Regions from separate parts of the Homo sapiens genome. Here region 2 is linked to region 1. The links are chromatin loops, found by intact Hi-C in ENCODE. Cell type or tissue: Caco-2. All regions are shown on one strand. Each heading gives the region's core, and the rest is flanking DNA. Links, peaks and the distances in the headings are about the cores only. Region 1 holds the start of MIR4293 (microRNA 4293). Region 2 has its middle 42 kb from the start of MIR1265.

Region 1 (15,337 bases), core at 3,362-11,361:
GTCTTCAAGATTCATCCCTGTTGTAGCATGTGTTAGAATTTTCTTTTCTTTTTTAGGCTGAATAATACTCCATTGTGTGGATATATGACATTTGGGGTTGATTCATCCAGTGATAGACATTTTAGGTGTTTCCATCTCTTGGCTATTGTGAATAATGCTGCAATGAACATGGGTGTACAAATACCTGTTTGAGTCATTGCTTTCCATTTAAGACTATATCCAGGAATGGAACTGCTGGATCCTATGGTAATTGTATGTTTCAGTTTTTGAGGAACTGCCATACAGTTTTCCACAGTGATTGCACCATTTTACATTTCCACTAGCTGTTCACAAGTCTTCCAGCTTCTTCACATCTTTGCCAACACTCATAAGTTTCTGAATGTGTGGGTTTCATAATAGCATCCCAGTGGATGTGAAGTCTGTGGTTTTGATTTGCATTTCTCTAATGGTTAGAGATATTGAGCCTCTCTCCACGTGCTTAATGGGTATTTGTGTGTCTTCTTGGGAGAAATGTCTATTCAAGTCTCTTGCTCATAATTAAAATTTTTTTTTTTTTTTACTGTCATTGAGGGGTTTGAGATTTTATTCTAAGCTCAATGGAAAGGCATTGTCAATCAATCCAGATGTCAGTCAAGCAGAGGAGTGACATGAGCCAATTTTCTTTATATTTCTTTCTTTCTTTCTTTCTTTTTTTTTTTGAGACAGAGTCTCACTCTGTTGCCCAGGCTGGAGTACAGTGGCACAGTCTTGGCTCACTGCAACTTCTGCCTCCTGGGTTCAAGCAATTCTCCTGCCTCAGCCTCCCCAGTGGCTGGGATTACAGACATGCACTACCGTGCCCAGCTAATTTTTGTTTTTTAGTAGAGACGGGGTTTCACCATGTTGGCCAGGCTGGTCTCGAACTCCTGGCCTCATGTGATCCACCCACCACAGCCTCCCAAAATGCTCTCATTACAGGCATGAGACACTGAGCCTGGCCCAAATTTTCATTTTAAGAAGAAGTGATTCCCCTTCTGTGTGAATTTCTCCAGCAATACCAGCTCCTGGGTCCCGCCAACAGAGTGGGCCGATGGTGAGGATACCGTCAACCCTAAAAGTCCTTGTTCACAACGGGCAACAATCAAGTGTAATTAGAGCAGAAGGCCTGAATTCTATTTTTCCTCCCACAAGCTTCAGCAGTGACTCATGCTTCTGCATTGCTACTGTGGTGCTCCATATTTCCCATGCTCCGGGGCTCCAGTGGGGTGGGGGCATGTGGTTGGGATTAAAGGCAGCTCTGAGCAGGTAAAGGGTCACTCCATCTCCAGGGCCCACTTAGTCCTCAAAGGGCCTGACAAGGGCAGAGCAATTAGTGAAAGTCGTGATATTGGTTGCCGGAGGTATGGCAGAGACACCTGTTCCTTGGGAAGCTGGTGACATTGCTAATTCATTTCACACCAGCCTGACAGGAACAGCCTGACTGAAGCAAGCGGTCAGTGATGAAGAAGAAATAGGATTTCCCCTCTCCCGAGAGAGCCAGTTCCCTCACCCTGATGTCCTTATTTCAGTTTCACACAGCTTGATAAGTAAAGCTAGAACTCAGTATTAGGATTAACATGGCCATTTTATTATTTATTTATTTATTTTTGGAGACAGGGTCTTGCTCTGTTGCCTAGACTAGAGTGCTGTGATAGGATCATGGCTCACTGCAGCCTCCATCTCCTGGTCTCAAGTGATCCTCCCACCTCAGCCTCCCAAGTAGCTGGGACTACAGACACACGCCACCATGCCTGGCTAACTTTTTAATTGTTTTGTAGAGATAGACTCTCCCTATGTTGCCCAGGCTGGTCTCAAACTCCTGGGCTCAAGCAATCCTCTTGCCTCCTCCTCCCAAAGTACTGGGATTACAGGCATGAGCTACTGCACTCAGCCTTTACATGGCATTTAAAAAATTTTGTCAGTTTTTTTTGGTACTTTTTCTTCCTCCCAGACATTCTTGTTTGTCCACTGAAGCAGAAGTTCTCAAACTTCACTGCATCAGAACACCCAAAGGACCCGTTAAAACACAGAGCACTGGGCTGAGCCCTGCAAAGCTTCTATTCAGTGGATCTGGGATGGGTTGAAGAATTCAAATGTCCAGCAAGTTTGCAGATGCTGCTGCTGCTGCTGCTCTGGCCCACTCTTTGAGAAACACTGTGTGAAAACAATCAGTGTAACTCTGTGGGGTCATGAAATAAGCTAATTTAGGGTCCGTAACATAGCAGTGATGGCAGCCACTGTTTCTACAGCCTGGACATAGACTGCCTACCTCTCTCAGTAGGGTTTCCTTCTGTACTGCAGTGTGCAAGGGCGTGTGGGGGTGTATGTGTCAGAACACAGACACGTGAGCTCATAACCTCCAAGAATTCTTCAAACACCACTGCTTTTCTAAGCAGAAGCAGCAGGTGGGAAGTCCCTGGCGCTGTTACAGCTGGGGGGAAACCACTTATTGTTTTTCTATTGTTTCTTTCATGTGATCAAAAGGAAAAGTGAGATTGTTTCTCTTACTCAGGCGTGCATGGGAATTAACACTCCTTAAAACCTGTGACTTCATTCAGTTCATTAAATACATGTTAATTGAACATCTGCTTTATGCCACTCTGTTTCACGTGCTGGAGACAGAGCAGTGAACAAAACAGAGTAAGTTCCTGATCAAGTGGAACCTTTTTTTTCTGGTGGCAGAGAAAAGAAAGAAACATACAGAAAAGTAAATGTGTAAATGTGTTGTATGTCCATGGCCAATAGATGCTATGGGGGGAATTACTCTGTGTGTGTATGTGTGTGTGTGTGTGTGTGTGCGTGCATGTGTGCATGCATAGTGGTCAGGGAATTATCTCCAACAAGGTGACACTTGAGCATAGGCTTGAAGCAAGTGAGGAAAGAAGCCATATGGAGATCTGGAGGAAGAGTGCTCCAAGCAGAGGGAACAGCAAGTGCAAAAGCCCTGAGGTGAGAGCATTCTTAGCATTTCCAGAATAGCCAAGAGGCAGGTATGGCTGGTGTAGGGTCATGAGGAAGAGGAGATGGGAGAGATGAGTTCAGACAGGTGATCTGGGCCAGATTGTGTAGGACCTCGTAAGCTATTGTAAGGATTTAGTGGGAGTCACTGGAGGATACTAAGCCTAAGAGGGTGTTTACATATTGGAAGGATCTTCCTGCTGCTGAGTGGAGGGTGAATATAAGGCAGTAATGGTGGAATCAGGAAGCCTAGTTAGGATGCAGTTTCAATAACCAAGGTGAAACTTGGTTTGAGGATGTAGCAGTGAAGGTGGTGACAAGGGGTAGAATTTTGGAGATAAGTTGAAGGAAGAGCCAACAGGGTTTACCATATTTTGGATGGGAGATAGGAGATAAGAGATCAAGGCTGATGCCAGGTTATTTGATCTGAGGACCTGGAAGAATGGAGTTGCCATTTACCCAAGACAGGGAAACTGGGAGAAGCAGTAGGCCTGTGGTCTCGCTGCATGCCCAGGAGAAAAAGGAAATACAGGGCGGAAAGGAAAGCAATATTGTAGGATACCAAAGAAAATCACTCAGTCCTACAACATCAGCAGAGCTGATGTTTGTCTCTTAATGTTTTCACAATTCTTTCCATTCCTTATTCATCTCCACTCATATTTTACAAATAGTAATAATTAACAATGTGGAGTGGTTAATATATGACAGGCACAATGAAAGGCATTTAACACACATTATCTCATCGAATCCTGGCAACAGCCCAGGATAAAGATGACAGAAGTGTAGACAGGTTAGGTAACACCCCACTAGTAAGTCAGGGAGCTGGAATTTTACCTGGGACTTTCTCACTCTGAAACTCCTGGTTGTTTCCTACTTTCCTACTGTGCTACCTGCCTTTGCATTATTAATATTTTTCAGATCTCCACATTGCCCAGAGATCTCTAACTCTTACAATTTAGGGGATCATGTCTCACCTTCCACAGTATCTCACAAGTTCAGGGATGACAGACATTCCTTGGCCCATCTGAAATAATAGAGACCAGAAATAAACATGCACTTTCCAGAATGAAGTTTATTATTATTATTAAGATGGAATCTTGCTCTGTCGCTCAGGCTGAGTGCAGCAGTGCGATCTTGGCTCACTGAAACCTCCGCCTCCCAGGTTCAAGTGATTCTCATGCATCAGCCTCCAGCGTAGCTGGGATTACTGGTGTGCACGACCACGCCCAGCTAATTTATTTTATTTTTTTAGTAGAGATGGGGTTTCACCATGTTGGCCAGGCTGGTCTCGAACTCCTGATCTCAGGTGATCCACCCACCTCGGCCTCCCAAAGTGCTGGGATTACAGGTATGAGCCACTGCACCCGGCCAAAGTTTATTAATACCATGTTGCAAAAAGGGCAAGTGCCCCCAGAAAGCCATAGAGGGCCTTATCAAACAAAGCAAGCAGGAGGTTATTCTAGGATTTGGGGAAACGATGGGATTTAGCTAAAATTCAAATGAAGCAGTGTTTTGATGAGCGCAAAGCAGGGCTGTGTGTAATTAACATCAGGCTGAGCTGGGGAGCTGACTCAGGGCTCCGTTTCCTTGGAAACTACAGGGTTAAGAGAAATGTAGAATATTGTGCTTCCAAACTCCTTATCTGAAGCACTGCACCTGCCTTGGAAATCTAGGCTGCTTCTCTGTGTCAAAGAGACCCCAGATATTTCAGGTAGGAATGGGATCTTCCATTCTTACTGATAGGATTTTGAAGAGGAAACTGTCAGGAGGTCTGTAATTTTTGAGAATACGGTTTCTCAATGCCATGTCTTCTTGTTCAACCACAAAGGCAGTTTGGTACAGGTTCACAGAATGCAGCTGCTCCTGGCCCTTGCTCCTGGGGCAGCTGTCTTCCTTCCCTGCCAAGGTTGCCAGGCAGTGACCCCTGTGTCTCCTCATCCCCATAAGAAGCACTAATGTTGGGCTGCTGCATTGTACCACTTGCTGGAGTATTTGCAGTCACGGCATGGAATTCGAGTACAGTGCTAACTATGGCATAAGGCTGGGATAGTAAGACGACTGTCTTTCAAAAGCATTCCCTGCATCATTCCCAATTGTTCATCGGCCATGGCTTACCTAGTGCAATTTTCTCAAGCTTCTCTCTCCTCCCTGTGACCTTCTCCCAGCTCTCCTCCTCTCCCCCATTTTGCAGCTTCTTAATTGTTTCTCTCCACAAAAGAATCTCAAATGTGCCCTACTTTTGTATGCAGAGCAGTTCTACTCCTTTCCTTTCTCTTTCTAAATTGGGACCTGGTGGCTGGTGTCCCTCTCACCTTCTGCGGGTAAAGTGGTGGCCAGGGACCTGGCTAGCCTTGGGTTCAAGGGCTTGTGGGAAGGGAGGAGATGGAGGCCGACGAGATGATAGAAGAGGCTCTTTGTGCTATGCTCAGGGCAAAGCCCACCTCCTCTGATAGCTGTGATGCCATTGGGATAGTTTTTGCAGGTGCAGAGCAGGCGGGGGACCTGTTTGTATTTAGATTATGGATGCTTTTCTTAGAGTTAAGATCACAAGGCATTGAAAAGATTAACTTGTGTTAGAATCGATGGGCCTAGAATGAATACACAGTGTCTTTTATTGTGAAGACACAGGAGGAAGGAAATGAAGAGGCTACTGGAGCAACAGTGTCACCTGTCACTGAACAGGGACCCAGAACCCCTCATGCTTGGACACATGCTTTAAGTAATGCTGTAACTATACCAGACCAATCTGGCTCGGCTTTTATGTAACAAAGTTGTCAGTTGTTTTTCAGTTGCCATGGGCTGCCCCCAGGTTGAAGGTCACATACCCTGTGCGTGTGCAGATGGACCAAGCATCCAACCACAGGCGGAACCTAAGTGTTTTGACAGATTAGCAGGACTGAATTAAGAAGCGGACACCACATGACAGGATCCAAGATCCAATCAGATTGAGCCCTTGTGTCACTCCATGGCAAGATCCAATCAGATCATGCCTTCCCAGCATCATGTCATTGCAAGACCCAATCAGATCTTGCCTTATTACCCTATGCTTATAAAACCCCACAGCCCCAAGCTCAAGGAGACAGATTTGAGCATTTCCTTTGGTCTCCTTTCTAGTTAACTTCCAATAAAGCTTTTCTTTTCTCAAAAGCTGGTGCCGTGGTACTAGCTTTTATGCACATCAGGAAATGAGCCCTTCGATTGCTTGGTAAGAGTGCAAGAAGTCAAACCTGGCTGTGGGTCTACCTCATCTACACAAGGGAACAAATAATGAGCTCATGTCACAGAGCTCTTATTTATTGAACAAAATTTTTATTGATTGCCTACTTGTGCCGGACACTGTGCAAGGCTATGGGCAGAAAATGAATAAAATATTAATGTTACTGGAAAGGGGTCCTAATCCAGACCCCAGGAGAGGGTTCCAGGATCTGGTGCAAGAAAGAATTTGGAATGAGTCCATAAAGTAAAGTGAAAACAAGTTAATGAAGAAAGTAAAGAATTAGAAATGGCTATTCCACAGGCAGAGCAGCAGCTTGGGCTGCTGGACTAAGGATACTTATAGTTATTTCTTGATGTTATGCTAAACAGGGGGTGGATTATTCATGCGTTTTCCAGAAATCATGGGCAATTTCTAGAGCTGAGGTTTCCTCCCCTTTTTAGACTATATAGGGGAACTTCCTCACTGTTGCCGTGGCATCTGTAAACTGTCACGGAGTTGGTGGGAGTGTCTTTTACTATGCTAATGCATTATAATTAGCATATAATAAGCAGTGAGGATGACCAGGTCACTCTTGTTGCCATCTTGGTTTTGGTGGGATTGGTTAACTTCTTTACTGCAAGGTTTTTAGGACCTGTGTCTTGTGCCGACCTCCTATCTCATTCTGTGACTTAGAATGCCTAATGCCTGGGAATGCAGACCAGCAGGTCTCAGCCTTACCTTACCCAGCCCCTATTCAAGATAAAGTTGCTCTGGTTAAAAGGCCTCTGACATTGACATGCCCTAAAAGAGCATAGCCTAGTGGGAGAGACAGACAAGAAAATAAACAATTTAAATAAAATGCACAATTAAAGCAAAGTAAAAAAAAAAAAAAAGAAACTTTAATAGCATTTTGTCCAGGACAACTGTACATCAGAGAAGGAATGTAACTTATTCCGGACTAAAAATTCAGTGCAGCCAGGAGAAGAAGTTTGGATTGAGACATTACAGATAAACAGGAAGCGAGGGGGAAGAGGTTCAGAATATTCCAGTGGTCCTGGTAGCAGGCATGGCTGGGGTGGAGAATGCACATGAGAAAATGGCTGGAAACGAGCTGGAGAAACAAGCAGGGGCAGCCGGTGAAAGAGCATGTTTGCAGACTGAGGAGCCTGCAATTGTGGGGAGTCATCAAACTTCTAGAGCTGCTTTTTTTGAAGACAGGTGTATTAGGATTCTCTAGAGGGACAGGACTAATAGTATAAATGCATATATGAAAGGGAGTTTATTAAGGAGTATTGACTCACGTGATCACAAGGTGAAGTCCCACAATAGACCATCTGCAAGCTGAGGAGCAAGGAAGCCAGTCCGAGTCCCAAAACCTCAAAAGTAGGGAAGCCGACAGTGCAGCCTTCAGTCTGTGGCCGAAGGCCCGAGAGCCCCTGGCAAACCACTGGTGTAAGCCCAAGAGTCCAAAAGCTGAAGAACTTGGAGTCCAATGTTTGAGGGCAGGAAGCATCCAGCACAGGAGAAAGATGAAGACTGGAAGACTCAGCCAGTCTAGTGCTTCCACGTTCCTCTGTCCGCTTTTATCCTAGCTGTGCTGGCAGCTGATTCGATGGTGCCCTCCCGGATTGAAGGTGGATCTGCCTCTCCCAGTCCGCTGACTCAAATGTTAATCTCCTTTGGCAACACCCTCTCAGACACACCCAGGAACAATACTTTGTATCCTTCAATCCAATCAAGATGACACTCAAATTAACCATCACAATAGGGATGTCTCTGGTTCCCCCACCCCCACCCTTTTGTTTTTTTTTTGAGACGGAGTTTCGCTCTTGTTGCCCAGGCTGGAGTGCAATGGCACGATCTCGGCTTACCACAACCTCTGCCTCCCGGGTTCAAGCGATTCTCCTCTCTCAGCCTCCTGAGTAGCAGGGATTACAGGGATGTGCCACCACACCCGGCTAATTTTGTATTTTTAGTAGAGATGGGGCTTCTCCATGTTGGTCAGACTGGTCTCGAACTCCCGACCTCATGTGATCCACCCGCCTCGGCCTCCCAAAGTGCTGGGATTACAAGCATGAGCCACCACGGCCACTCTGGTTCCCCTTTTTATATCCACCAGACCTTGCTCAATAAGCATTAAAGTGAACTAAGATGATTGAAGTGATCCCATTTGTCCTATAGGAAGATCATTCTAGATGTATGTAGATGAGGTACCAGCGGCAGGAAGACCAGTTAGGAGGCAATTTCAAAAGTCCAGTTTCAGGCTCGTGGCAGAATTGGAGAGGAAGAGGGAAATGAAATCCTAAGAAAGCACATGCAAATAGCCAACAATGTAACTGCCCAGTGGGTTCAGAGCTGGTTCATCAAGACAGGGGATCTGCAATAGAGAAAGAGGAATTCATGCAGAGCCGGCTGTGAAGGACTGACTGGAGTTTTATTATTACTCAAATCAGTTTCCTTGAACATCCAGGGAACAGAGTTTTTAAGGATAACTTGGTGGATGGGGGGAAACAAGTGAGCCAGGAGGAGTGCCGACTGCTCAGAGATGAAATCATACGGAGTTGGAGCTGTCTTCTTATGCTGAATCAGTTCCTGGGTGGGGACCACAAGATCAGATGAGACAGTTTATTGATCTGGGTGGTGCCAGCTGATCTATCAAGTGCAGGGTATCTAGAGCACTGATCTTAGGAGCAGTTTAGGGAGGGTCAGAATCTTGTAGCCTCCAGCTGCATGACTCCTAAACCATAATTTCTCATCTTTTGGCTAATGTTGGTCCTACAAAGGCAATCTAGTCCCCAGGCAAGAAAGAGGTCGGCTTTGGGAAAGGGATGTTATCATCTTTGTTTTAAACTATAAAGTTTCTCCCAAAGTTAGTTCAGCCTACACCCAGGAATGAACAAGGACAGCTTGGAGGTTAGAAGCAAGATGGAGTCGTTTGTTAGATATCTTTCACTGTCTCAGTCATAATTTTGGAAAGACAGTTTCAAGAATAGCCTTGAAATACTTGGGAAATACTTGGTGGGACAGCCAGGGCCTCACTGATGGGGACGGAGACCGATCCCTGGACTTAACCTGGAGATAGTTGGTGACGTTGACCTTGGGAATGTGGAAGGTTAGATATAGACATTCCTTGTTTTAAGAATGCAGGAAATGGCTCAATCTAGAACTTTTATTACTTTTCAAATTAATGATGGCACTCCAATCTCCCTGGGCCACTGAGAAGATTAATGGAAATGATGCAATAGCAATGACTGCAGTAAAAGCCAAGACTGGATAGTTGTCTTTATCATCAGGAAGTGGATAGGAGCTTTTATGGTCAATTTCCTTTCTTGAAACAAGCTTAAGAGCAGACAGTGAAATCTGACTTCAGAGGGGGTTCCCGGAGAACTGCTGCCACGTTCATCTAAATGACACTTCAGATCTGATTATTAATTTGGGTCAAACTATGGAAAGCTTGTATGGAAGCTCTGGTGTTCCAGGCTTCAGGAACTTTGATTTAGAGTACCATCAGGGCTCATAGAGTCTTTTCTTTTCTTTTTTCTTTTCATTTTCCTTTCTTTTCCTTTCTTTCTCTTTTCTCTTCTGCCTTCTCCTTTCCCTTTCCTTCCCTTCCCTTCCCTTCCCTTCCCTTCCCTTCCCTTCCCTTCCCTTCCCTTCCCTTCCCTTCCCTTCTCTTCCTGCCATGGAGTCTCACTCTGTTGCCCAGGCTGGAGTGCCATGGTGCAGTCTTGGCTCATTGCAACCACCTCCTCCTGGTTCAAGTGAGTCTCCTGCCTCAGCTTCCTGAGTAGCTGGGATTACAGGTGCTTAACGCCACACCTAGCTAATTTTCTTGTATTTTTAGTAGAGATGGGGTTTTACCATGTTGGCCAGGCTGGCCTCCAACTCCTGACCTCAGGTGATCCACCCGCCTCGGCCCCCCACAATGTGGGGATTTCAGGCGTGAGCCACCACACCCTGCCTTAGAGTCATCTTTTAATTGCCTCTTTCCAAGTTCCTACATTACCTGAGAGATAGGCTGCTTTGTCTTGATGAGACGTGCGTTTCGAAAGACATCAGACTGCCTCTAGCATAACACTGGTATTACTAGCCAAGAATATGGGCACTGGGAGAGTGGCATGACCTCCCTAGACCTCACAACTACCGTGGGAGGAAGCCATGAGGACTGAGGACCTGCTTGTTGTCCCGGCTTCTTGTGCTCCACCTGCAGACACTGAACTGCTATTGGAACTTCCTTTACCAACACCACCGTGGGGCTTCACTGTAGTGCTCATGGCCATTGTCATCTTCTTATGGTCTTCCTTTTACTACAACAACATGTCCTGCAGAGAAATTATACCTAAGACTAGAGAGACGGTATAAGCATGATAAAATAAAAAGATCAACCATTAGGTCACTAGAGAAGTTAAATAATTTGAAAGTGACTGTCGAGGCCAGGGCTGCATGTCTCACACCAGTAATCCCAGAAATTTGGAAGGCTGAGGCTGGTGGATTGCTTGAGCCCAGGAGTTCGAGATCAGCCTGGGCAACATGGTGAAACCCTATTGCTACAAAAAAAAAAAAAAATTACAAAAATTAGATGGGTGTGGTGGAATGTGCTTGTAGCCCCAGCTACTTGGGAGGCTGAGGTGGGAGGATCATGTGAACCGTGGGAGGTCAAGGCTGCAGTGAGCTGAGGTTGCGCCACTGCACTCCAGCCTGGGTGACAGAGTGAGACCCAGTTTAAAAAAAAAAATTATTGTCATTTGGCCTTGATGTCAAATACAAACTAACCAGGAAATCATGGCTTTGGTGGAAGAGGAACAATGGCATGCTATTTATTTGCTCACCTGTTGAGCTGCAGTGGCCAGGTGCTCTGATCACACCCAGCAAATGAGTTTACCTCTAGGTGTGCGATGCAGCCCCATGACTTCTATACTGGCATGCAACAGAGCCTGTGAGAGCTCTTTCACACTGTTACTGCTAGAGGCTGGGGCAGATGATGGAGGTGGGCCCCTGGACACTCAGGAAAGCTCTCTGCTCAAAATGATCTCCCCCACCCACCCTGACCTAAAATATCCACGATAGAGCTCCTTCTGTTCATGTTAGACACTGTCTTTTCTCATTTAAAATGCAACAATGAAAGACACCCTCGATGGTAGCAGGGACGGACAGGGGTGGGGCAGTGATAGCACCTTCTTGTGCGTGGGTTTCTACACAACGACAGCTTCTTCTGTGACGACTGAGATGAGGTTGCTTGCAGGAAATACCTTCCTCATTTCTGTGTTCATTCATTCAGCAGATATTCAGGAGCCTACTGTGTGCCCTGGCGCTGCTTTAGATGTGTGGGATATGGTGGTAATCAAAACAGATACGTCTGTGCCCCCACAGAGCTCCCAGTCTAGTGTGGGGAGGGGATGATGGAGACATAAATATATAAAATGAACAGTTTACGTAGACTGTGCTGAGAATTTTGGAGAAAAAGCAGAGGGAGGTAAAGTTTCCAATGAGATGGGGATTAGTGGTGCCTTTTTTAAGAAGGATGGTCGGGAAAGAGCCACTGTCTGAACAGGATGCACAGACTGGCTTTTGTGTGGTGGAGGAGGTTTGAGCTGCTAATTTAGGAGCTGCTCAGACAGGTGGCAGAGACACTGAGCTCATGAAAGGAATCTGTTGGGGGCACAGAAGGATCCTGGTGCCCTAGTCCATGGCCTTGCCCCAGCACATTTGCTGAGGTCCGGAAAGGCAGCTTCTGTCTGTCACTGTTCCAGCCCATGGACAGGAAAGTGCAGATGGCCAGGGAGAAACGAAGACCTGAAAGAGGAGAGCTGTGTGATTAGGAGGCTGGGAGTTGTCCCAGGCCGGGGCACAGGGAGCACAAAAACCCTGAAGGTGGGTCTCTGATGGCAATGGAGGAGCAGCGAAGGGCTGGTGTGGTAGGGGTGCAGGGCCCAGGGAGAGTGGCAGCAGAGGAGGCCAGAGGGCCCAGGGAGGTCAGATCACGCTCTGAATGGAACAGGAACTGTTACAGGCTTTGAGCAGAGAATCCACATAGATTAAACTGAGACTGTTTATCACTGTAGCCACTGGGTTTAGGATGGCGTGGGAAGGGCACGGGAAAATGGTGGGGCCAGCGGGGAGCCTGTGGCCATAATTCAGGTGACAATGACCGTGGGGATGCAGCAAAGGGAAACATGCAAAGAAGGATTTGGACTCAAGGACCCGGAAGCCAAGAAGTGCTGCCATCTTCATAACTTTGTCTATTCCCAGTTTTGCCCCAAATCGTTCTGCCTCCTTAAGACGCATCTGACTCCAGAACCACCTGCAAGTCCACGGGAAGGGTCACCCACTACTCACCCTGCTGTACCAGGCCCTGGGTCATGGGCCAGACTACCTCACCATCCTGTGTGCACTCCTGCAGCAGCCGTGACTTGCAGGGACCTCACTGCCTCATGCAGAGGGACAATGGTGCTTCGGGCTTGTTTGCAGCGGGTTGGAGGCATTGACTCTCCTAAGCTCTTTCTAGTCCTTCACAGCTCTACTTTCTGTGTGACTATGGCTAAGCTGCTAAATATATAAGCACTGGCTTTTGTGGAATGGAGGATGTTTCAGCTGCTAGTTTTGGTGCCTGTTCAGACAGGTGGCAGAAGCTCTGAGCTCACAAATGGCATCTGTTGGGCACAGAAGGGTCCTAGTGCCCTGGTCTGTGGCCTCAGCCCAGCACATTTGCTGAGATCCAGAGAGGCAGCTTCTGTCTGTCCCCTCTCCCTACCCGTGGACAGGAAACCACAGATGGCCCAGCAATTTGATACGTTGCAGTGTTTCCAAAGCTCCCAGAGTGGGACGTGAAGCTGAATTGCACGCTTCCAGGAAAGTGCCCCCAATGTGGAAAACCTGTCATTTTGTCTCTAGATCCATTACAAGCTTTGTAGTGGCACAAACCCCGGGCAGAAATGGCCTTTTTATAAATGCCATGGAAATCACTGGGTTGAGATGCCCTATGTTTGTAGAAAGGAGCAAAGTCAGAGTGATTTCTCACACCTGGTACCCACCCTAAATCTACTGTGGATGTGAGAAAATATCCCAGTGACAATGAGGTAATTTTCCCTATCTTCATGGTCTATTTCCTTAGAGAAAATTGTTTTTCCAATGCTCACCAAAGAACTTTCTTCAGATTTAGTACTTTTTTCTTTTTTTTCTTTTTTAAATTTAGGAATGCCATGCCACAATAGCTACCAAAATGACAAAGTTGTTTACACTTTCATGCAGAAATCCCACTTTTGGAGTTTATTTTATAGATTCACTTTCGTGCATATGAAATGTCATCTGCATCATTGTTGGTAATGACAAAGGACTAGTTAAGAAAAGCAGTGGCCGCATGTGCATAACGGCATACTACGCCCCTGGAAAAAGGAATTGGAACACTCTCTTTTTACTGACGTAGTAAGATTGCTAGGATATGTTCAGTGGAAAAAAAGCAAGAAGCAGAAATAGAGGAAAATATGCATATATTCATATTTGCTTGCATATGTATAAAGCAACACTGGAAGGTAGAAAAAAATAGTTCCTTTGGGAGACAACAGAAATGGAATGGATGAAAACATGGGTGCAAGACCCTCTGTGTATTCATTTATTAGAGTTTTGGTATTAGTCATGCAAATGTATTCTCCCAGCTTTTTTTTTTTTTTTTTTTTTTAATATGGAAAGACATACTCAACCATGTCTAGACCTCAGTGATCACAGATTGACTTCTGACAGTGGTGCAAAGAGTTTTGAGAATCAAGGAATTTTTGAGCACCTCCCTGTGTTAGGTAGGAGCTGAGAAGGGGCTGCAGAGGGAGAGATAGAGACCCAGGACCTACCCAAAGGTGCTTGCAGCCTGGTGGAGGAGACTGGTGAGCAAACTATTGGTATCTTAGTTCATTTTTTTTGCCGCTATAACAGAAAACCTGAGACTAGGTAATTTATAAAGAAAAAAAATCTACTTCTCACAGTTCTGGAGGCTGGGAAGTCCAAGATCAAGGCAACAGCATGTTTGGTGTCTGGTAAGGGTGCAGTCTCTGTTTTTAAGATGACATCTTGTTGCTGGATCCTTTGGAGGAGAGGAGCACTATGTCCTCACATGGTGGAAGGCAGAAGGACAAGAAGGATGTATTCCTTCTGTTTTCCCTGTAGTAGCCCTTTCTTCACAGCCTTTTGAGAGTATCAACTGATATAGTGCCTGGGAAGCAATTAGCACAGTGTCTGGTGCTCTGGTGCTTAGTAACTGTGCAATAAATATTGAGCTTTTTTTTTTTTTTAGTGGCATTAATCCATTCATGAAAGCAGATCCCTCATGACCTAAACACTTCCACAAAGGCCCCACTTTCCAACACTGTTGCATTGGAGATTAAATTCCCAACACAAGAATTTTGGGGGACTCATTCCAACCATAGCAGCTGGTGATGATGTATTGAGAGCCAAATAAGGGGGAAGCACAGAGGCTGTGGATCTCAGAGAAGAGACAGCTGCTGGGGAAAGGGGAGAAGAGGGTCATCAGAGCAATCCAAAGGAGAATGGGGCTTGACAAAGAGGTAGGAGGGAAGAAGTTGGAGAAGACAAAGGAGGCACAGAAGCTCAACCAGGCAGAGAGAAAAGGCCCAGAGTGTGGGTAGGGTCCAGTGTGCTTAGGTAAATGCAAGGAGTTAAACATGATTGAAATGGAGGGGATGGGTGTCGATGTGGGACCGGTGGATTGTCAAAGACAGAAGAGAAGTGACCCGACTATAAAGTCTTATTATTCTGTGACATGCTGCTCATTGTGCTACCAATATCCATTCTCTCTACTCAATCTCTCCTTTTTGCTCTGTATATGACCTCTAAGAATAAAAACCAGGTATCTCTGCCTCCCTTGCAAATGGGTATGGCCCATGTGATGAAATCCTGACCAATGGGCTGTAAATGGAAGTGATGTGTACAATTTTCAGGAAGCGTCCTTCACGGAGAGGGTGTGTCTGTCTCTTTCTTTCCCCTCTCCTGCTAGCAGGAATGCAGACATGATGGCTGGAGCTATAGAAGCTGTCTTGAACCAGATCAAAGACACTTGTAGAGGTGGGAAGAGCAATGAGACCTAAGTGCCTACATTTACATAAGAGAGAAATAAATTTCTTACCTACTTTAAGTCACTACGAGGGTTCTTTTGTTCTT
Region 2 (15,337 bases), core at 3,422-11,421, 100 kb before region 1:
TTCTTACAAAATGAAACATACTCTTACTATGTGATCCAGCGTTCACGCTCCTTGGTATTTACCCAAAGGAATTGAAAGCTTATGTCCACACAAAAACCAATGCACAGATGTTTCTGGCAACTTTCTTCATAATTGACAAAATTTGCAAGCAACCAGGATGTTCTTCCATAGATGAATGGATAAACCGTGGTATGTCCAGACGATGGGATATTATTCAGTGATGAAAAGAAAAGGTGCTATCAAGCCAACAAAGGCATGGTGGAACCTCAAATGTATATTACTAAGTGAAAAAGCCAATCTGAAAAGGCTACATACATACTGTGTGATTCCATCTATACGACATTCAGGAAAAGGCAAAACTATAGAAGATAGTAAATAGATCAGCGGTTGCCAGGGGTTGGGGAAAAAGAAGGATAAATAGGTGGAACATAGACGATTTGGGGGCAGCGAAACTGTTTTGTAAGATGCTATAAGGGTGGATACATGTCATGATATATTTGTCAAAAGTCATAGAATGTACAACATCAAGAGTGATCCCTAATGTAACCTATGGACTTTGGATGATAATGATGTATTAACGTAGGTTCATTGAGGATAACAAATGTACCATTTTGGTGCAGGATGTTGATGATGAAGAAAGCTGTGTATATGTGGGGATGGGGGGGTATATGGGAACTTTCTCTGCTTTCTGCTCAAGTTTACTGTGTTCCTAAAACTGCTAAAAAGCATAAAGTCTATTAGAAGATAAAAAGGGTATACGGTGCAAAATAAAAGAAGCCCTATAATAATAATTATAATCTTGGAACTAAATTCAAGGAGCCATCAAAAGGAGGGGGCTACAAAAGGTTGCAAACACCTCATCTTGTTAGACTTGTTGAAAGGGGGATTATACGTATTATTTAATTATTAATGATGCAAAAATATTTTGTTGAATTAAGTTAGCTAAAAATGTAGTAAAATTCTAGTAAAATAGAAATAGGATGTAGAACTTCAAAATGAATATGGAAAAGAACAATGAAAAATGTAATGAACCCCATATATGTTAGGAAAGGAAAAGAAAAACACGAAGAAAATACAAATAGAAAACATAAATGGAGTTGGCACCATTCAAGCTACCAGGACAAAGACAGATTCTCCTACTGAATGACAGGGCAGTTCTGGGTCTGCTGAGGGAGCAGGAGAAGGCTGCAGGTGGCTTCCCGTAGGACCGTGTGGCCTGGGGACAGACTGGTGGCTGGTGTTTGTGTGCCTAGGGTGCAGGCAGGGGTTCCTTTGGGGACAAACTCCCTTTTACCCAAGGCAGCTTGGAGGGCAGTCGGCTGCTTCCTGGATGGGGGTCTCAGGAAGGTCACAAAAGCTGGTTCATCCCCATCCCATCCATCTACTTGAGATCTTCTGGATGTGGTTAGGGGTAGGAAATAGGGAAGAAGTGGTCAAAGTCAAATAAAGTATAGAGATGAATCTCTACATTTAGGACATTTTATTGGGGAAGCAAAAATTGCAATTTGGGGCATACATGCATACCAGGTGGTCTTTGGTATGTCCAAAGAACAAAGAGAAGGTTAGAGGTTTTATATGTAAAAGAGAGATAAACGTTATGTATTGTCCTTCAAGGAAGTTCAATGGCACTAGTAAAATTTTGCGTAGCTGGAACTTTCTGATAGGCAAGTGGTGGCGGCAGGTAAAACTACTTTTAGAGTCCCAGCAGGTTGTTTCGTAGCCATTAGATTCGACTGGTTTGGGGATCCAGCAGGCAGTTTCAGCAGCTGAGCTTGCAGAAAATGACATTCTTGGAGCAACCCTATATGTTGTGTGTCAAGAGTGCATTCCCCACGCCTTGGCTTCTCAACTCTGTTTTAGTTGGGTATGACAGGAGTCATCGAATTCGTGTAATCAACGTTCACCAAGTGAACACAGATGCTAAGCTGTTATAAATTATGTTCCATTTTCCATTTGCTGTGGCACACACAGGCTAGCCAGGGTACCACCTTCTTTTGGTTCCCCACCCACAATTGACATTAGGACTTGACTTTTAACATCCACCCCACCTGCAGCTGGGGACGTGGACTGACCACCTGTGCAATTAGAGACGTTTTCCTGTTGATCCCTTTCTAAATGTGTCTTCGGCTCACTCTGACCTCCAGTCAGAGCTGAGCTGGGGGTTCCTCCTCAGGACTCTGTCGGGGAAGTTCTTTCATTTCTCAGCGAGCCTCCCTGGCCGACTCTGAATTACCAGTCAGTCAGCCCTGATCAATTTTTCTGTCAATTTGATCCCATCTACCTCACACTATCCAACGTTTTCTCAAAGTTTCTGGCCTGCTGATGGCCCTCTCTGCTATTTCCTGGCACTATTTATTTCTGTTTCTTTTGATGATCTTTGGTTATTTGAGTGGGAGTTGGGGAAGAGGGGGATGTAAATAGCAATTTAAGGTTGATTCTAAAGGGGGGATTCCAAAAGCGGCAGCCTCATTATAATACATGCACCCTCATTACTTGGAGGGTAAAGCACTCATTTGGCTGCACCAAGTCTGCCACCATATGTTTGTTAAGAAACCAAGCCCAGTCCTTTGAGCATGCCAAGCGTGCTGCCCCAGGGCCTTTGCACAACCCTTCCCACTGCAGGGCTGGCTCCTCCCCCAGGTACTCACACAGCTCATCTCCTCGCTTCACTCAGGTCTCTGCTCACATGTCCCCTCCTGAGAGGGACCGTTCCTGTGTCTCATCTTCCCACCATTGCCCACGCTTACTTTCCTTGCCTTATTTTTTTTTTCTTGGCGTTTGTCACTCCCTGACATTGTATTATATATTTATATATATTTTTTTGTCTTTCTCCTCAATGTAAATAAACTCCAAGAGGGAAGGCAGGGTCTTTGTTTGGTAACTTCTTTCTCCTCTGCACCTAGAACAACATTTTGCATGCAGAAGCCCTCAATCAATATTTGCTGAATGTGGCTGGGAATGGTGGCTCATGCCTGTAATCCCAGGGATTTGGGAGGCCGATGCTTGAGCCCAGCAGTTTGAGACCAGCCTGGGAAATGTAGTGAGGCTCTGTCTCTACAAAAAAAAAAAAAAAAAAAAAAAGTTGTCTGGGTGTGGTGGCATGCACCTGTTAGTCCCAGCTACTTGGAGGCTGAGGTGGGAGGATCGCTTGAGGCTAGAAGTTGAGGCTGCTGTGAGCTGTGATAACACCACTGCACTCCAGCCTGGGCAACAGCAAGACTCTGTCTCTTAAAAAAATTTGCTGAATGTATGAACTTGATTCCCTTTTCATTTATCATCTGTGATCGCTGAGACGGGTAACTAGTTAAGCTGAGTTAACCACATTCTTTCCTTCCCTTTCTTTAGCGTGGGATTCACAAAACAACTTTCTTATAATTTTAGTAGATGTTCATGACTGAATTAAAAATACCTTGCATTTTATTGCTTGGTACTCAATCAACCTTCTAGTTAACAAATCAGCCCTCTAAAAAACCTGGAGATGGATCGAGCATGGTGGCTCACACCTGTAATCCCAGCACTTTGGGAGGCTGAGGCAGGCAGATTACTTGAGGTCAGGAGTTCGAGACCAGCCTGGCCAACATAGTGAAACTCTGTCTCTACTAAAAATAGGCCTGGCACGGTGGCTCCGCCTGTAATCCCAACACTTTGAGAGGACGAGATGGGTGGATCACCTGAGGTCAGGAGTTCAGAGACCAGTCTGGCTAAGATGGTAAAACCCCGTCTCTATTAAAAATACAAAAATCAGCTGGGTGTGGTGGTGCATGCCTGTAATTCCAGCTACTTGGGAGGCTGAGGCAGGAGAATTTCTTGAACCCAGGAGGCAGAGATGACGGTGAGCCGAGATCGCGCCAGTGCACTCCAGCCTGGGCGACAGAGCAAGACTCCGCCTAGGAGGAAAATAAATAAATAAAAAAAAATTAAAAAAAAATTAGCTGGGCATGGTCGGGCACACCTGTAATCCCAGCTACTTGGGAGGCTGAGGCATGAGAATCCTTTGAACCTGGGAGGCAGAGGTTGCAGTGATCTGAGATCACGACACTGCACTCCAGCCTGGGCAATAAAGCAAGACTCTGCTCAAAAAAAAAAAAAAAAAAAAAAACAAAAAAAAAACCATTGGAGACGTCAGCGTGTCAGAAGGTGAAGCCCTGCGGTCAGCGGTCAGGCTTCTTGGTGTCTGCAGTGCCTCTCTGAGTACAGGCTTTTGTTTACGAGCACATTGCTCAGATCTACCAGCTGGACAATCCTTCAGAGACAGTAAGGCGACACAATAGTTCCCAATGGCTGTGTTTGTTTGGGTCTGTCCTCAGCTGACATGATTCTATTAATACCAGCAATCGCTCTTTGCCATTCTGTTATTTTCCAGTGTGATGAATGGTAAGTGTATGGATGAAGGGAGCTTTACAATAGCAAACGATTGTTTCAGCTCGCTTTGACTACCTCCAGCTGCCTGTTCAAGTAGAAACGAACTGCTCAAGGTGGAAAGTAATTGCTCCACAAAGAATTTAAGTACCAAGGAATGTTGAAGTGGGAAAGAAGGTTCCGAGGCGGGCTGAGCACACCAGCATACGAAGGCTGACCTTCTGAAACAGCATTTGGGCAATGCCAAGGGTTAGCCATCTTGCTAGCCTTGCGGGTGATCAACATGCTGGTACTACTGGTTCTGGAATTCCTCCAGGGAAGAGGCATAAGGCACCCCCAACACCTCCACCCCCAGAAAAAAAGCTTGTGAGGAAGGAAGGAAGGAGGTAACAGAAAAGACAGAGAGGAGTAAAAAAAAGAGAACTCATTTTTGTTGGGAAGTAATAGAGTGTCACAACAATAGAATTTTGCTCACGGGCCTCAGTACAAGGTCTTCTATCTAGTGAGCAGGGGAAGAATCTGTTCTCGCTTTGCCATTTGACTTCTGGAGAATGGCCGCAAAGTGCTTTGGTATTGCCCCAATTGCTCTGGACATTGTCAGCTCTTGAAGTGCATTTCAGGACTTTGAGAGGCTTCCAATTCTAAAGCGAAGCTACTACCCATGGGCAGACTTAATGAATGTCCTGCTTGCTACTCCCAGAATTCCTCCTTTTTCCATTAGTAATTCAGAGTCCTGAGTTATTGTCAAGAAGCCAGAGACTTCCCTGGCTTCCAGAATGACTAGGATGTTTTACAGAACTCCTCACACCAGCTGCCATGTTGGAGCAGATTATGGATATGGCGGAAGACTAGCTCAAAGGGAACTTTTCATAAAAGCTCTGTTGAAGAAAACAATCCCTTTTCTCTTTGACCCTTTCATAATTCCCCCCTGGTTTAGCACCTCCTGCTGGCACCCAAACCAGATGCTCTGATCACGGATAGGATCCCTGATAGGATAATCGGGGAGGGTGGGAGGGATCTTGTAAGTTTTGCCTCCATTTGGCCTTGAAGTTGTCTTTTTATATTCTTCTGATTCATGCTCAGCATATTATGAGACAGATAACACTGTCCTGTTAGCACTGAACACTTTCCAGATTTCATTTAACACGTTGGCAACGAAGATATCACCTGAGTCTTCCTCCTGTCCCATGCCCAGTAGTATAATCTCTCAGACAACACAGTGGCCTGCATTCTAGCAAGAGTGTTCATCATCAACAAGGGGCCCTGAATAATAGTAAGAAAATGGAAGATAATACAGGGTTAAAAAAGTGGGCTTGAGGGTCTGAGAAATCCGAGTTCCCCTATTGGGTAGCTACATGAACTTGGCTAATTACCTAGCTTCTGGGAACTTTGATTTCTTTATCTGTTAAACGGGGAGTCTCTCTCGTAAGCGTTTCCATGTAAGTCTCTTAGAACCAGGCCTTAAATATTCTAAATGCACAATAAATATTTGTGATTTGGTGGTTATTACTATGATCATTAATTCTAGAGAGTAATGGGAAGTTTTATTGTAATATTGTTTTGGGAATGATAACCAAAACAATATTTACTCCAGGTCTTTTCTGGTTGATACGGTTCCCCAAATCGAATTCAAGAGTCTCTCAGTGGTGTGTGATTGCAATTATGCAAAGAAGACTGCTGTGCCCCTTCAATCCGTCTTTCATACAATCACCTGTTAGTATTTAAAAAATGAAAATCTTATCACCTTACTCCCTGTCTTGTCCTCCAATGTCCTGAAAAAATGCCTCTTGATCTCCCTATGGGGGACCCTAAGGACATCCTGTCTTGGTCCTCCCTAGTTCCATGGTTCTCATTTGCCTTCAGGAGAGACCCCAGACTCCTTAGCTGGACTCTGGTCAGATGGGATGGGTCAGTTACAGTAGAGCTTGCAGAGGTCAGGCCTCATGATAGTGAGTTCTTATGAGATCTGATGGTTTTTTGTTTTTGTTTTTTGAGACGAAGACTTGCTCTGTCACCAGGCTAGAGTGCAGTGGTGCCATCTTGGGTCACTGCAACCTCTGCCCCTGGGTTGAAGTGATTCTCCTGCCTCAGCCTCCTGAGTAGCTGGGACTACAGGTATGCGCCATCACACCCAGCTAATTTTTTTTTTGTTTGTATTTTTAGTAGAGACAGGTTTTCATCATGTTGGCCAGGCTGGTCTTGAACTCCTTACCTCAAGTGATCTGCCCACCTCGACCTCCGAAAGTGCTGGGATTACAGGCATGAGCCGCCACACCTGGCCAAGATCTGATGGTTTTTTATAAGTGTCTGTTGTTTCTCTGCTTGCACTTCTCTCTCCTGCCTCCATGTAAAGAAGGTGCTTGCTTCTCCTTCACCTTCTGCCATGACTGTAGGATTCCTGAGGCCTCCTCAGCCAGGTGGAACTGAGAGTCAATTAAACCTCTTTCCTTTATAAATTATCCACTCTTGGATAGTATCTTTATAGCAGTGTGAAAACAGACTAATACAGCACCTATTCCAGGGTTGAAGATTTAATAGGCTCCCCACCTCTTTTTTTTTCTTTTCTTTCTTTCTTTTTTTTTTTTTTTTTGAGATGGGGCCTGTCTTTCACCCAGAGCAGAGTGGAGTGCAGTGGTGTGATCACAGCTCATTCCAGCCTCGAAATCTCCTCCTCAAGTGATCGTCCTGACTCAGCCTCCTGAGTAGCTGGGACTACAGGCACACGCTACCACACGCTTAACACATATTTTTTGGTTACTTAAGACTTTCCTTAATCTTGTTACAGCCTATATGTTGCCATTCCTATATTTCTTAAAGTTTTCTCAAAAGTGAAAGAAAACTTCTCCTTTTAGGCATTTAAATAGAGGTTTTTCTCAGAGGAACAGTGTTGTAAAAATCACAGATAAATAGAAAATGACCAGAGCAGATCGTGCTGCTGGATGACAGAAAAGTATCTCAACACTAGAGGTCCCTCTCTCCATAGCATCCAGTGGACCTGCCTGGGGATGGCTGCCAGCTTTGGTGGCTTCTGACTTGGAACAAAAAGTGAGGAGTGGAGGAAATTTGAACTAGCGGATTCTTTGTGGCTTTGCAAATTAAATCTCATACCTCAAGCCTGCCCTGCTGAGGCTCTGGCACAGACACACAAAAAGTACTATTTTCTTCTCCTGAATCCTAGTTCCAGTTTAATTTTATTCTATTTCGATCTGGTTCTTGAATTAGCCATGTGATTTTATTCAAATCTTTTTCTCTTATTCCCATCTGGGAAGCAATCTGGGTTGGGTTACTGGCTTTACTCTGCAATATCTGCAGAATATGAGCAAGTTATGGAGTCCCCCTGTCCCTCCGAGGGTCATGAGGGATATGGGAATACAAACTCGAGGGTTACTCAAGTTGCTGTGGCTCAGCTGTGACTTATCCGGGTCCGGCTTCACCCCTCCAGGGACAGGGCTCCTCCCAGCCATGAAGCACCTTTCATTATTCACACGCAACTAGCCAGTAAAAGAGACGAGAGACTCGGTGGGGTGTGCTATGTTTTCCACCAAGGGTCAATAACTGGCAAGAAAAGAAATCAGTCCAGGGACACAGGAAAAGAGTAAAGTTTGCTTTTGAAATGAGACACAGAACATTTCACTTGTGTTAGACAGTAAAGAATAGAAGGATGAAATGAGAACATAAAGTTTCAGTCTGTTGTCTTGCGGGTGATGGAGTAGGGAAGAAGGGGAGAGAAATGGGGCGGGTTCTCCCATGGCCTCCTTGTGGCTAAAGGCTTCATCGTTCGTGAACTCCTAGAAGAGGCATGGCAGAGCTCAGAACATGGCCTGTCTCTCCACCGTCCGCATCACAGGGGCCTCCATCCCCTCCCTTCCCCTGCACACACCTGCCCCTGGTTACTCTTCATCCGTGGTGCACTTAGATAGCTCGGGCCACTCTGCAGACCACAGAATGGAGATGAGGGCAGTGGCAGCCCTGGGGGGATTCACCAGACAATTTAATCAGAGCATTCCAGGGGCTAGAAGCAGAGGCATGAGCTTGGAGATTGGGGTATTCCCTTGGCCTTGGGAACGCCTCTCTCCATGAGGACTGTCATGGGGGGAGAAGGAACAGTTAAGGGCTGAGGGTAGGGCCCTGTCTGCCCAGGTTTAAGAGTGGTACGGGGTGTTCCCAAAGTCTCCATTCTCCCTTTGTTTGTCTTCCAGTTTCCTGTCTGGAGCTCCTTGGGTTAGAGCCTTCTCAAATTCAGGACGAGGATATCCCCTGACTAACCCAACCAAAGTTTCTTTTCTCATATCCAATGGCTACGTCCTTTAGGATTTTTGCCAAATCCTGTGGCTTTGCACTCGGCATAAACTGTGTGTAGCAAAGAAAATGTGAGGACCAGATGCTTGGTCAACAAATGCTGTCTTCTTTTTTTGTTTTTCTTTTTCTTTTTTTCTGAGAAGGCATCTCACTCTGTCGCCCAGGCCAAGCAGTCCTCCCATCTCAGCCTCCCAAGTAGCTGGCACATGCCCCATGCCACACCCAGCTGATTTTTAAATTTTTTGTAGAGATGGGGCCTCACTATGTTTCCCAGGCTGGTCTTGAACTCCTTAGCTCAAGTGATGCTCCCACCTTAGCCTCCAAAAGTGCTGGGATTATAAGCATGAGCCACTGCACCTGGCCCTGTCTTCTCATAGCGAGTTTGAACCTAGTTTGGAAGTGGCTTACAACTGTACAAGTTATCAGTGCAATTCAACATTCCTTACAGGTGCCTCAGCTCATTCCAAAGTGGATTACACAGAGAAAGAGATGACATCACACACATTTTAGGACCCTCACTGAGAGCTTTTGAATGGGTTTTACAGTCATGAGGCTGAATGATGACGGCCACATTTCCTCCTTGCTAGGAGTGTGGAGAGCCCAAAGGAAAAAGGGGTTTGGGGTGCTGTCCCAGACACATCTTCGTGTTGGGAATGGTGCCACAGAAATTCCCGACACCTCAGTTTCAAAGCCGTTCATCAGATCATGGACGTGTTAGTTTGCCGCCCTGGAAATCTACTTGAGGTTTTGGCAAAGTCTTTTTAGCTGGCTGTGACATAACCACAAATTGGAAGGAAAGTAATGCATTTCACATGTTACTGGCAACCCTGGACCCACCCACAGCAGTGAAATGACTCCGAAAATTCCTTAGCTGACTCCTTACTGCTTTTATTTTCTCTACAAAGAGACACAACTCAGAGGTCTTTCTCGATGTTCGAGTCAAGGACCAGGAACACCTGTTCATCACTAGTGGCTTGAAACTTCGGGTGGAGAAAGGCTCAAAATCTGACAGTGGCATTCTTGTCAATTTAGGGATAGGCAACGTGCAATTTTGGACCTCGGGCGAACGGAATTCTGTCACCATCTTGCACCTCGTTTTGCTATGAACCCATGCAACCTCCTAGGAGGTGCACAGAGTTTGAAATGAAATCCAATTAACCTTTCACAGTGTTTCAGCTGGGAGGCTGGGAAGCACATTTGTTTCACCTAATTCCGCAGTTGTCGTGATGCTAATAGATGTTCGCACATTGAGAGACCTAATAGTCATTGCATTTTTATAGCCCGGCAATTGACTTCTCCATTTTTATAGCAGCCTGGGAGGCTGGAATATTGCAGGCAGGGTTCTCTGTCACAGCTTCCCTTTCTTCTGGGCTGTGGTGTGTGCTTGTTCTGCAGGTGCCTGGAAACCCCACCCCCTTATATTCTCTCCTCAGTGGGACAGAGCAAAATAACAATTAAGTGTCAGGAAGAAGAATGTAGGTTTCAAAACATTGCGATCACTTTTCTGTATGAAATACCTTTCTATGGAAGTTGTAGAGCCTCTTGTGTGCCAGTAATTTAAAAATACGTATTTCTGGGAGATTGGGGTATGCTGGTTATACATTGCTGTGTAGCAAATTACCCCAAAACTCTAGTGGTTTGAAACAACAATATTCATCTATTGTCATTGCATTAGTTTGCTCAGGCTGCTGTAAGAAAGTATCACAGACCAGGTGGCTTAAATCATGGTCCCCAACCTTTTTGGCACCAAGGGCTGGTTTCATGGAAGACAATTTTTCCATCGATGGTGGGGGTGGGAGGGTGCAGTGGTTTCAGGATGATTCAAGCGTATTACATTTGATGTGCACTTTATTTCTATTATTATTGCATTATAATATCTAAGGAAATAATTCTACAACTCACCATAATGCAGAATCAGTGGGAGCCCTGAGCTTGCTTTCCTGCAACTAGATGGTCCTATCTGGAGGTGATGGGAGACAGTGACAGATCATCAGGCATTAGATTCTCGTAAGGAACGTGCAACCTAGATCCCTGGCATGTGCAGTTCACAGTAGGGTTCATTCTCCTACGAGAATCTGATGCTGCCGCTGATCTGACAGGAGGCTGAGCTCAGGCAGTAACGCCAGCGATGGGGAGTGGCTGTAAGTACAGATGACGATTCACTCGCTCACCTACTGCTCACCTCCTGCTGTGCGGCCAGGTTCCTAACAGGCCATGGACCAGTTCCAGTCTGTGGCCCGGGGGTTGGGGACCCCTGGCTTAAACAACAGGAATTAATTTTCCTACAGTTCCCGAGGCTGGAAGTCTGAGGCCAAGGTGTTGGCAGGGTGGATTTCTCCTGAGGCCTCTCTCCTTGGCCTGTGGATAGCTGCCTCCTCCTTGTGTCTCCACGTGCTCTTCCCTCTGTACCTGTGTCCCAATCTCCTACTGTTATAAGGACCACCAGTTCTATTGAATTAAGACCCACCCTAATGACCTGCATTTAACTGAATTTCCTCTTTAACATCCCTGTACAGTCACATCCTGAGGTAGTGTGGGTTGGGACTTCAGCATACACATTTTTTGAAAGGACACAATTTTGACCATGAAAGTCATGAGTCTGCAATCTCGACAGAGGTCAGCAGGGATGACTCATTTTTGCTCCACAACATCTGGGACCACAGCTGCAATGATTAGAACAGCTGGAGGCTGGAACAGCTGGGGCTGCACCTGCCCCCCTTGCTCTCATGCTCACTCTCTCCCTGTCTCTCGCTCTCTCTTGCTCTATGGTCTCTGTGGGTGCAGTCTCCAGTGTTGGCTGCTTTAGGGCAACCGGGCCTCTTAATGTGTGGGATCAGGGGTTCAAGAAACTTGGGCAGAACCTGCAAGGCTTTTGTTGCCCAGCCTTAGAAGTCATCATTGTCCGTCCCCCTTTATTTTTTTTTTTTATGTTTTGAGACGGAGTCTCACTCTGTCACCCAGACTGGAGTGCAGTGGCGTGATCTCAACTCACTGCAACCTCCACCTCCCGGGTCCAAGCGATTCTCCTGCCTCAGCCTTCTTAGTAGCTGGGATTGCAGGCATGAGCTACCATGCCCGGCTAATTTTTGTATTTTTAGTAGAGACGGGGTTTTGCCATGTTGGCCAGGCTGATCTCGAACTCTTGACCTCAGGTAATCTGCCCACCTCATCTTCCCAAAGTGCTGGGATTACACGTGTGAGCCACCGTGCCTGGCCTATCCCCCTAACCTATGGGTCGAACAGGGCCAGCAGTGATTCAGTATGGGAGTGACGTAGCAAGTGTGTGAATATGGAGAGGTCAGGACCCTTGAGGGCCTCCTTGAAGGCTGGCTACCCCAGGGGAGAACATGAGCCTGACACACAAGCCCAAAAGGAGACAGATTTGTGCCTGGTGCTAATTCCAAGCCGCTCTGCTTACAGAATGGTGAGGACCTGAGGATTTCTCAGCTCACACGGCTCCACGGGCCATCTCTCCACCTCCAGGGACAAGTTCTCACTTTCAGGGGTTCCTGGTTTTGGAAGAGGGATCACAATAAGAAACATGCACCAAGACCCTTAAAGCGACATCTACCCCAGGGGGGTGGGCAGAGGAACGGGGAAGTTAGAGCAGAGGCACTCCCGCAGGACCCTGCAAATGTTTGTTGCCAGGGTGAGATGAGTTCAGAAGCATTGATTGGAATTGGACAGGGTACTTTAGATCTGTCTAACTTAACACTTTTATTTATTTATTTATTTAGAGACAGAATCACACTCTGTTGTTGCCCAGGCTGGAGTACAGTGGCACAGTCTCGGCTCACTGCAACCACCGCCTCCCCAGTTCAAGCGATTCTCCTGCCTCAGCTTTCCTAGTAGCTGGGATTACAGGCATGAGCCAACACACCCAGCTAATATTTGAATTTTTAGTAGAGACGGGATTTCACTATGTTGGCCAGGTTGGTCTTGAACTCCTGGCCTCAAGAGATCCACCTGCCTCGGCCTCCCAACGTGCTGAGATTAGAGGCATAAGCCACTGCACCCGGCCAAACTTAACATTTAAAAATGTGGGTTCATTTTTGTACATATTTGTTTTTTTCTGTCATTTTCCCGGTATTTCTGTTATCTTTTACAAAAGCAAGTCCTTCTGAATGTATGTCATGTCACTGACTATGCACTTAAAAATGGCTAAAATGCTACGTTTTATGTTACATATATTTTACAACAGTTCTTTTTGAAAAAAACAAAAAAGTCCATAGGAGGCTTGTGACATGGTGTCAGCCGGGCATAGGTTCATATCATCCCCTTTCTCATCTTCCTCACACCCTTAGCCACAGCCCTTATCTTCTCTTGCTTGGTTTATTGAGTTGTTTCTGTTCCAGAATCTACCACCATCTTCTCCACTCCTTTTTTGGCTTTGCCGCCTTTTCTGGACGCTTCTCTCCAGGTGCCACAAATCTCACTCCTCGTGACTGGCTCTGGGATGTCCCATTTCTCAGTGCTTCTCCACCTACTTCAAGTCAGTTCAGCCAACTTTTCTGGGATAACCATCCCAGGCTAGGCATGGTGCTGGGTGCCAGGGAGGTATGAATGATTTCTGTTTTTTGAGAATTCAGGGTCCAGGAGTGGAGGAGACAGACCGAGAAACAGAGGGTTTCAACAGGATTAGTCAAGGGCCCTGGTGGACAGGAGGGGAATCAAGGGAAGTTTCTATGGACCAGATCCTTAGGGCTGGGTGGAGTCAGCCAGGCAAAGAATGCAGGGAAGATCTAGGTGGCCTGGGGAAGAGTTTAGATGAAGGTAGTGGGCTGTGGCTGTCTAGGAGAGGACAGACTGCTAGGGTTCTGGAGGGAGAGGGGGTGATGTCCAGCCTGCAGAGGACCCAGAGGCTGGCTGCGGAGCAGCGAGGGGTGTCTGAGGACAGAAGCCACTGAAGCATTTTTAGAAGGGATGTGAAATGGTTGCTTTTGCTTTTCTATATATTGCTCTGGGGTTGAGTGGAGGGGCTGGAGGGAGAGCCCAGGGGCAGGGAACTCTGTAGGGAAAGAGTTCAGGAGATCCCACGAAGGCTGAACGAGGGCAGTGGTCATGGCAATGAGGAGAAGGGAAGGACCTGAGGAGGGGTTTAGAGTTAAAAGTGGCAGGGCTTGGCTGCTGGGTCAAGGGTGAAGAGTGGAGTGTGTGTGTGTGTGTGTGTGTGTGTGTGTGTGTGTGTGTTTGGTGAGGGTCAGGGGACATGCAATTCTAGGATGCAGCTGTTTTCCCTACATGAAGCCAAATTTTTCCTCTGTTTGTCCTTCCCACTGCAGCTGCTGTCTTCTTGAACTTGACTCTCTTTCTGCTAGGGTCCCTCTGGTCCAGGCTGCCATGCTCTCCCCCTGTATTGCAACCTTCCTTCTGCCAGACACCTATCCCAATGCAACAGGGAGGTGAGGCAGAACCCCTTAACAAAAAGTCTGTCTTGACCCAAGGTTCCCACTCATTTAATCAGCCACTTGGTGGCACGTAATTTACAATTATAGTCATGCATTGCTTTAAGCACAGGATATGTTCAGAGAAAAGCATCATTAAGCGATTTCTTCATTGTGTGAACGTCACAAGTACTGGCTGTACTTACCCAAATCTAGATGTACAGCCTACTGCACACCTAGGCTAGATGGAATAATAGCCTGTTACTCCCGGGCTACACACCCGCACAGCATGTGACTGTACTGAATACTGTAGGCAACTGTAGCACAGTGGGAAGTATTTGTGTATGTAAACATATCATATCTAAACATAGAAAAGGCACAGGAAAAATCCCATATAATAATCTTATGGGATCACAGTCATATAGTCCCGTATATGGTCTGTTGCTGAACAAACATTACGTGGGGTATAACTGTGTTTGTGTGTGCGTGTGAATGAAGGCTTTTTTTTTTTGAGAGAGAAAATTCATTCAATTTTTTTAGAGCGTGAGAGTTTTTATTGCCATTTTATTTTTAGAAAATATCCTTTTTAGGCCGGGTGCGGTGGCTCACGCCTGTAATCCCAGCACTTTGGGAGGCCGAGGTGGGCGGATCACGAGGTCAGGGGTTGGAGACCAGCCCGGTCAACACAGTGAAACCCCATCTCTACTAAAGATACAAAAAATTAGCCAGGCATGGTGGCATGTGCCTGTGATCCCAGCTTCTCGGGAGGCTAAGGCAGGAGAATCGCTTGAATCTGGGAGGTGGAGATTGCAGCGAGCCGAGATCGCACCGTTGTACTCCAGCCTGGGCGACAGGGAGGACTCCATCTCAAAAAACCAAAAACAAAACCAAAAATATTCTTTTTATTTTAGAGTAATGTTAGATTCACAGCCCAATTGCAAAGTCAGTGTAGAGAATTTCCATATATCCCTCACCTGTGTTTACTTTCCTCCAGTGCTATCTTACCTGACTGTGGTGTGTTTCTCAAGGGCAGGAGATACACATGGGTATGTTACTGCCAACTCAATTACAGGCTTTATTTGGATTTCACCTGTTTTTTGCCTTTACCATCCTTTCCTGATCCAGGGCCCAATCCAGCCCCCGGAAATGTGCTCAGTTGTCCTAATTCCTTAGTTTCTTCTTGCCTGGGATGATTTCTTAGTCTTTCCTTGTTGTTTGTGACCTTTGTAGTTTTGATGAGTATTGGTCAGCTATTTGTAGAAGGCCCCTGAGTTTGAATTTGTCTGATGTTTTTC

The links. A loop is a pair of places that touch in the nucleus more often than their neighbours do. Peaks named below come from ENCODE experiments on the same cell type or tissue, not always from the same donor. Only the 100,000 strongest peaks of a DNase experiment are listed, where the experiment ranks them.
Region 2: a loop joins it to region 1, with 2.5 times the contacts of the local background. A loop is called at or near these places in 13 of 110 quality-filtered maps.

The regions. Positions count from the first base shown.
Region 1 is chr10:14,369,327-14,384,663 of GRCh38, reverse strand. It overlaps MIR4293 (microRNA 4293), which reads left to right and starts at 1,387; the gene lies at 1,387-1,464. RefSeq lists an enhancer at 11,762-12,262. In Caco-2, for the core only: no CTCF peak of the experiment used is centred there; a DNase peak (open chromatin) is centred at 6,863.
Region 2 is chr10:14,470,838-14,486,174 of GRCh38, reverse strand. No RefSeq gene overlaps it. Among named protein-coding and RNA genes, the nearest start is that of MIR1265, 42 kb to the right of the region's middle. In Caco-2, for the core only: a CTCF peak has its summit at 7,322; a DNase peak (open chromatin) is centred at 7,356.